Regions from separate parts of the Homo sapiens genome. Here region 2 is linked to region 1. Evidence: read pairs that join two places in POLR2A ChIA-PET (ENCODE). Cell type or tissue: A673. All regions are shown on one strand. Region 1 overlaps FERMT2 (FERM domain containing kindlin 2). Region 2 overlaps LOC105370504 (a long non-coding RNA gene).

Evidence for each region. Peaks named below come from ENCODE experiments on the same cell type or tissue, not always from the same donor. Only the 100,000 strongest peaks of a DNase experiment are listed, where the experiment ranks them.
Region 2: POLR2A ChIA-PET joins it to region 1 with 5 read pairs; 2 of 35 experiments call an interaction of 5 or more read pairs at or near these places.

What each region holds. Positions count from the first base shown.
Region 1 is chr14:52,921,411-52,925,410 of GRCh38, reverse strand. The region is part of intron 2 of FERMT2 (FERM domain containing kindlin 2); the gene reads left to right. The region is part of intron 2 of LOC105370500 (a long non-coding RNA gene); the gene reads right to left. Among named protein-coding and RNA genes, the nearest start is that of FERMT2, 28 kb to the left of the region's middle. In A673, no CTCF peak of the experiment used is centred here; no DNase peak of the experiment used is centred here; H3K27ac peaks cover 728 bases.
Region 2 is chr14:53,529,141-53,533,140 of GRCh38, reverse strand. The region is part of intron 2 of LOC105370504 (a long non-coding RNA gene); the gene reads right to left. Among named protein-coding and RNA genes, the nearest start is that of LINC02331, 320 kb to the left of the region's middle. In A673, no CTCF peak of the experiment used is centred here; no DNase peak of the experiment used is centred here.

The DNA.
Region 1 (4,000 bases):
AATTTTTGTATTTTTAGTAGAGATGGGGTTTCACCATATTGGCCAGGCTGGTCTCAAACTCCAACTTCTGACCTCAAGTGATTTGCCCACCTTGGCCTCCCAACATACTGGGATTACAGGTGTGAGCCACCGCTCCTGGCCTTTAAGTACTTTTTGATGTGCAGTTAGTTTTTATGCTTGCCTGGGCAAATGCTTCTCAGTTGGTGTACCATCATTTTTCTCAGGATTTTCATCAGTGTATACAATTTGTTTTTGCTACTAATGAATAGAATAGGTATGTTCTTGTGATAGTCTGAGCAGAGCCAATTGTGTGACTTGATATGGAGATACTGTTAGTTTCAAAATAAGATAGGTAGTGTGATATAAAGCCAGCACCAAAGAAAGAGCTAATTTTCTGGAAGTTGGGAAAACATTGCTTTGCCTGTTTGAGGGGGCTCAGTCGGGTCTTTAGGAAGTTTTGAAGTGATACTCTGCTGAAGGGCAAATTAGTGAATGATAATTATAAATAATTATAAATGATCTGAAATACGAAATCATTTCAGCCACTTTTAAAATAATGCTGTAATAGCTTTCCCTTTTTAAAAATGAAGCTAAAAATACTCCTTGGGTCTGCCATTTCCTTTCTATCTACCAGCTATTATTCTGTGTATTTACCAGCTATTATTCTATCTATTGATCGCTATTATTCTCCTTGCTGCAGTAAAATATCCAGGAAAAGTTTTCTGTATTTCTTATTTGTACTTCCTCACCTCCCAACCATTATAACTGAAATGGTTGTCATTTCCACTCTCACATTAACTTCTTGCACACTCTCTTGCAAGAGTGAACTCTTGCATACCCCCATCACCACACTTCTTCAAAATTATCAGTAATGATTTTGAAACAAGTGACTACTGCTTAAAACCATTTCCTAGACCCACAGAGATTCTGATATATTTGGTTTGAGAGATGTCACCAAGGTGGTGGAGTATCTGCCCATAAAAAAAATACAGACAGCTGTTCACAAACCAAAATAGCCCTAGTTTAGGGTGGGGCCAGGCATCAGTATTTTTTAAAAGCTGCTCAGATGATTCTAATGCCAATCAGGCAGAAAACTACTGCTCTAGGGCCTTATCTCATACATAGTAACACCTAAACCATGCACTGTGACCTACAAGGCTCCTGCCTGGCTCTCTGATGCCACCTCCTGCTGATCTCCATTTCCTCTCCTCTAGCCACCTTGGTCTCCCTCAATGGTGCTGGAACTTTGTTTTGTTCATCATCATATCTCTAGCACTAGAACAGTGCCTTCTTGCACACAGTACATGTTCAACAGGTATTTGTTGAATTCACGAATTCAGCACGTCTGATGTTCTTATTCTGTGGTAGTGATTACTCTGCAAGTAGTGCTGACTAGGTTGGTAGTGTGTTGAGTCTTCAGGAATGCTACTGAAAAGCCCAGTATTTGAACATAAGTCACAAGCCCCCACAGTCCAGCTTACCCATCTTCTAACACTGTCTTCTACTTCGCTGTCAGAACACCTACTTTTCTGTTTTTATCTTTTGCCATGAGTGGTATTGACACTTCTGATTTTTTTCTGGTCTCCTATTTCTGCTTTTATTTTGTGTAATTTTTTTTCTATATTGTTACTCATCCACTAGTTTCTCTGGGTAAAAAAGACTAGTTTTACCAGCGTTGCCAGTCAGTAAGAGAGCTTATTTTTTTTCTGTGGGTAAACGGACCACTCATAGGATGTCCAGTATGTAATCTTTGGATCCTATCCCCTTCTCTTGGTGGGTGCAGGTTGATAGCTCCTTTGATGAGAAACTGAGGTGGAATTCATGGGGGAGGGACAGGTTTTAAAGGGAAGGATGAGTATCAGGGGAGATATATGTTTCTGAGGTCACAGTTGGAAGCCTAATTGATGGAAAATTGAGATTTTATTGTACCATTATCTAAGTGCAAGATAACACTGCTTACAACAGGGGCCTGCAAAGTTTTCTTTTCTTTTCTTTCTTTTTTCTTAAGTATGGATAGTAGGTATTTTGGGCTTTTGGGCTTTGTGGGCCGCCATGCAGTCTGTGTCTAATGTTGTGGTGCAGAAGTAGACATAGACAATGTGTGAACAGAGTAGTGTGGCTGTGTTTCATAAAACTGTTTATGGGCATTGAAATTTGAACTTTATATAAAATTATGTAAAATACTGTTCTTTGGATTCCCCCCCCAACCCCCACCAGTTAAAAATACAGTCAGGAGCCATGTAACAGTGTTTCAGTCAACTACAGCAGACTATACAACCGTGGTCCCATAAGATTAATAATACCTTAATTTTACTATACCTTTTCTATGCTTAGCTACACAAATATTTATCACTGTGTTGCAGTTGCCTACAGCATTCAGTACAGTAACATATGTACAGGTTTGTATCCTAGAATCAAGAGGCCATACCATATAACCTAGGTGTGTAGTAGGCTATACTGTCTAGGTTTGTGAATACGCTCGTTGATGTTCACACAACAGTGAACTTGCCAAACATCGCATTTCTCAGATCTTATCCCCCTTGTTAAGTGACTCATGACTGTACAAAAACTGTTCTTAGCTAGTGAGCCATAAAAAGGCAGAAGGCAGGATTTGGTCCTTGGGCCATTCATAGTTTGCTAACCTCCAGCTTCACATTTATGTAGTTTTGACTTGGAAAGTCGAGTTCTTGACCAGTAGTCCTTTTCATACCTCACATTATAAAAATTCTTTAGATTTTGTGGTTGGTGGCACATTACCTCTTTATTAGTGTCCATATGTAAATTTTGTACCCAAAAGCTCCTTATCACGTTAGTGTCTTTGCCCTCTATGTTTTAGCACCTACTCCTGGGCCACATTGTTTGAGCCTGTCTTTTATTATGTCTTTGCAGCGCCCTGCTTCTACAATAAAACAGCTGTTTTTTTTTTTTAATTTAATAAACATTCCTTTCAGGCTGTAACAGGTGCTATGGAGGCCCCCCTCTTTCACTGTAGTTCACCTGCACTCCTGGTGGGCAGATCCCCAACATGCTGACAAGCTCTTTTCCTTAGGTGCAGGGATCTCTGAGCTTGCTCTGCCTGAGTGCAGGGCAGCCAGCCCCATGCTGGCAGCCAAGAAGTGTTAAGAGTTTTTAATGTAATGGCCCCAGGAGTAACCCTTAACAAGGAAGTGGAGAGATACCTCATCTTTCTCCTCTGTGGGAGAGTTCTGAGGCATGCCCTGAAGGACTGAACTGCAGGTGCTCACAGCAGTGAGGAACCTCCAGTTGGCTTTTCTCCCCATCTCACTTTCACTGATCCCCTCAAGTGTGCTTCCTGGGATTTCCTTCCCACAAATAAGCTGCTTGCACCCAAGTTCTTAGGTCAGGGATGCCTTCTGGAGGAACCCAAGTGACATGTGCTGGTGGACTCATAGTGCTCTTACAGCTCTTTTTCTCCTTGCCTCCCCACGGGGAGTATATGATGGAGCTTCCTTAGTGGGTGACATTGACACTAGATGTGAGAAAGAAAGTATTACAGGTTGAATATTCCTTATCTGAAAGCTTGAGACCAGAGTGTTTCTGATCTTGAATTTTGAAATATTTGTATTGTACTTAACCGGTTGAGCATTCGTAATCCAAAAATCTGAAATCTGAAATGTTCTAAAGTCTAAAACTTTTTTTTTTCCCCTGTTTTCTGAGCATTTTGGATTTCAGAGTTTCACATTAGGGAGGCTCAGCCTATATATACTACCTACCGATCATTCAGTTCAGCTCAACAGTAACTCTACTTGATTACCAGCATTCTTTGCAGGTTATCTTTTTCTGCCCTTAGTTTTCTGTTCCTGGAAAGAAAAGTAATATGTGATCAGTCATCTAACCTTGGTTGTCTTCTATAAGGTAGATCAGAATTTTCTGTTTCCAAAAGTTAGTTGGCAAATTCTGTGCTAGAAAGTAGGGTGTAGGGTACTATATACAATTAAGTATCACTGTTAAGCAAGTAGTTATAAAATAGCAGTTACAT
Region 2 (4,000 bases), 610 kb before region 1:
TTTTGTAGGGGCCGTGAGGGGAGAGAACCAAGCCAGCTCACAACACGGCATGAAAATGGCTAAACATGATACCAGTAAGCCCCTCCCATCAGTGAGGACACAGGAGCAGACACAGAACATGTGGCAGCAGCTGTGCTTCCAACAATGGGAGACTCCATTTTCACTTCAATCTGGAAACAATTCAGAGGGAAAAGTCTTCTCTTCTCTATATATTTTTTATTACAAGAAAAAAATCTCACACTATGAGAGTGCACAGAAAAAAAAGAGAGAAGTCGCTCCCTGCTAATAAGTAGCTACAGGAAGCATTTTTCAGACTGAATAGATAAAGCAAGGTATTGTTGGAAATAAAATTGGTTAAAACTAAACAGCAACAATGACAACAAAACCACACCTCAAATAAACTTGGAGCAAATGCTCTCAGGGCCCTGATATGTGGAAATGACAATGCCAGAATAGTTCATGAAAGAATAAGTTCACTCAGAAGAGAAGCAATAGCCGCTAAAGGACCTAAAAGAAGAAATTTAATTTCAAGAAGATGCTGCTGTTAGTATCTGTCACCATTTTCAGTATCAGTTTTAATGTATTTTATTAGCTACTCTGGGGTTTTCAACAACCCTTAGTGAGAAGGGATTTAGAAAAGAAAGTTTAAACCCAGCTGTGTTCTTGCTGATCATTTGTTACCCATGATTATGCATACATTAACTAGATGTATAATAAACTATGCACAATTTTCAACCCATAGCAGAACTTACATGCACATCTCTCTTGTTCATTTAATCTGAAAATAGATACTTTTGTGACTGCTTATCTGAAGAGCTTTGAGCAAATAGGGAAACTGCACAGCAAGTCCGTTCATAGTTTTCTTTCAAAATGTTGTTTTAAGCAATTCCTAGTCCCTATTATCTTCTCACCCATCTCCCCACACATCTCAAACAAAGGAACAAAAATGACCAGAAATCTTGTTGTTCCCAATTCTGCTCCCAAACCACCATAGAACAAGAAGAAAGTGGGTTACCCAACTGACTCTAACAGAATATATGTCAATCCATTGTGGCTGTTTTTTTCATGACTTTAAAGATTGTGTTCAGTATAAATTCATTCAATAACGTCTGAAATCTTCCTTGATAGCATTGGAACTACAATTCTAAAGCTTTACAATGGTGGTGAGATAGCATGCCTGGATTATTTCCCCAGGGCCTAGTACAGTGTTTGACACAAGGTTATGATGCAATCAATATTTTTTGAATGACTCAATTAATTATTGATAGTAGGCAGGAATGGAGAAAAGGACAAAGGGAGGTAAGGGTCACTAATCACATTTATGCAGGATTTTCTTCCAATCCTGTTAAGTATTATACTAGCAGAAGCCAATCTGGGATGCTTTACTAAACACAGCTATTATATCATGCTAAATGACAGACAGATAACTTATAAGTTATTTCAATCTAAAAGCAAGACACAAAAATGGCAGTACTTCTTGTCCTCATTGTAGGCAGTGAGTAGTTCTGAGGCTCTAGAATCATTCTCAAACATGTCAGCCTTTACCAGTTGAAGTTTTGGAAATTACTCAGGTAACACTAAAAAGTGACTTGATACAGAATCAGAGATTTTAGAACTGAAAAATGATGGTGTTAATTAGGATTGATGACCCTGACCATCTGATTACTGTTTGTAATTTCATCATTTGAGTTGTAATTCACTGCCTATTAGCTCATATCAATGTCTGGTTATAAAAGTGTTCATAATGTTTACAATGAGAGGCCTTGGTGATTACAGTCCCATAAATGTGTGAATAATTGAGAGGTTATGCTGCAGCACACGCCTCATCAAGCTTCCTTTTCAAGTCTCAAGTACATATTTAAAGCTCAACACTAGAATTCAATTATACTTGAATTGCCAGCAAGAAAAAAAAGAGCTAAATTAACAAAGCTGTCAAAAACACTCTCTGCTTTAAACTTACTGGGACAACTGGACAATGGAAATAGTTCACCCATTTAAGGGTTGATTTCATCTGGTAAAGATTTATTGAGTTTCTTTCTTGGTCCCCAAGAAGATAGATGGAAAGTCAATCCTGATAAAATAGTTTGCAAAATTGACTGGATTGCTAGATGTATATAGCAGATTTGGTAAAATCAGTATAGAGAGAAGTGAACAGTTTATGTATGACCCAACAAGATCATGTTACAGTGGTCTCAATAAATTAGAATGGACCCAGCAATAAAATAATTTGGTACAGTGCGCACTATTCAAAGAGTACAATTAAGTACCTACCATCTCTGCTTTGACTCCACAAGGTAAGGGTCTGTAGTTTGGAAATGAAACTAACCCAACGCGTGTGAAAGAGTTCTATTCTTCTCCACTAATAAAAATACATTTCACGTAATACTCTTTTAAAGGATAATTCAAGTTTCTGGGATAACTCCAAACTGTTCTTAAATGAAAATGTCTTATAAAAAAAGTGTGATGAGATTTCAAAAATAATTACCACCAAAATTCAGACTTGATTAAAACTCTAAGTTGTATTTATTTTTAATATGACATATTTTGTAAGCTGTACAATGGGCCAAGCGAAGATAATCTTGGACTACTCCTTTTATGCTAGGTTTTTTTTAACTTAACCCTTTTTTTCTTTTGAGACAGAGTCTCACTCTGTCGCCCAGGCTGGAGTACAGTGGTATGGTCTTGGCTCACTCCAACCTCCACCTACTGGATTCAAGGGATCCTCCTGCCTCAGCCCCCGGAGTAGCCAGGACTACAGGAGCATGCCACCACACACAGCTAATTTTTGTATTTTTGTAGAGATGGGGTTTCTCCATGTTGGCAAGGCTGGTCTCAAACTCCTGGGGTCAAGTGACCTGCCTGCCTCAGCCTCCCAAAGTGCTGGGATTACAGGTGTGAGCCACTGCACCTGGCCAATTTAAATCATATTTGAAACACCATCCACAGACACACTTGATAAATACCTTATTCTGAATCCCATAGTTATGTAAAATAATCCTTACCACTCAAAATAGAATAGACTTCTTTTGCCCTGGAATCACCCACTTATGTGGTTCCCATTTTAAAACATCTAGAGGCCAGAAAGGGGGTTGGGGGGCTGAAAAGAAAAAAACAAAAGAATATAAATGTATTTTTACTACTGAATTGTACACTTAAAAATGGTAAAGATGGTAAATTTTATATGTACATTTTACCTCTATAATAAAGAAATAAAAATTTTTTAAAAATTTAACACATTCCTTGATTTACCTGAAGTTGTTCTCAGCACCTTACCTTAGATGTTAGAATCTTAGTGCTGTAAAGAAGCATAATGTCAAACTCATCCCATTCTCTCATTACAAAGAGAAGGGAACAAAGGCTTGGAGAGTTTAGTGACTCATCCAAGGCACATAGAGCCATGCAGTGGCAAAGCATGTACGGCCGTCCAGCTCTCTGATCTTTGCTCTGATTTTTTTCTGTGACATCATTTATTAACACCAGATGCCCTTCAGAAGCCACCACCATTTTTTTTCCCTCCCGTGTATAGTCTACTGAAGAAAAATAGTAATTCAATTTAAAAAGCATTTCTGTGTACCTACATGCATGGCACTCTACAAGGTAAGGTGGGCAGGCCCAAAGCCAACTAAGACTAGGCTCCTCTCTGCAGGGGAAGACAGACATGCTCCCGGATGACCATCATCCATAGTCGCTAACCTCCCGTAAGAGCTGACACAGACATGACCCATGCTAGGAAGGCACAGGAGTTAATGGAGTCATTACAGATTAGAAGACCTAAGAATGCTTTGAGAAGTAGGTGACAGGGTGGATGAGGAAGATTTTGGCAGGTGGCATGGTATTCATTCTGGGAAATTAGTTTATTCTGCCAGACTTGTTCAATTTTAATTCATTAAAAAATGGAATCTAAAAATATAGTAGACCATATCCAGTTGATGGATGGTGGCTTGGAATGTTACTACTGACTTAACAGGTAAGCTGGCAGACCACTAAATGTACATTTATC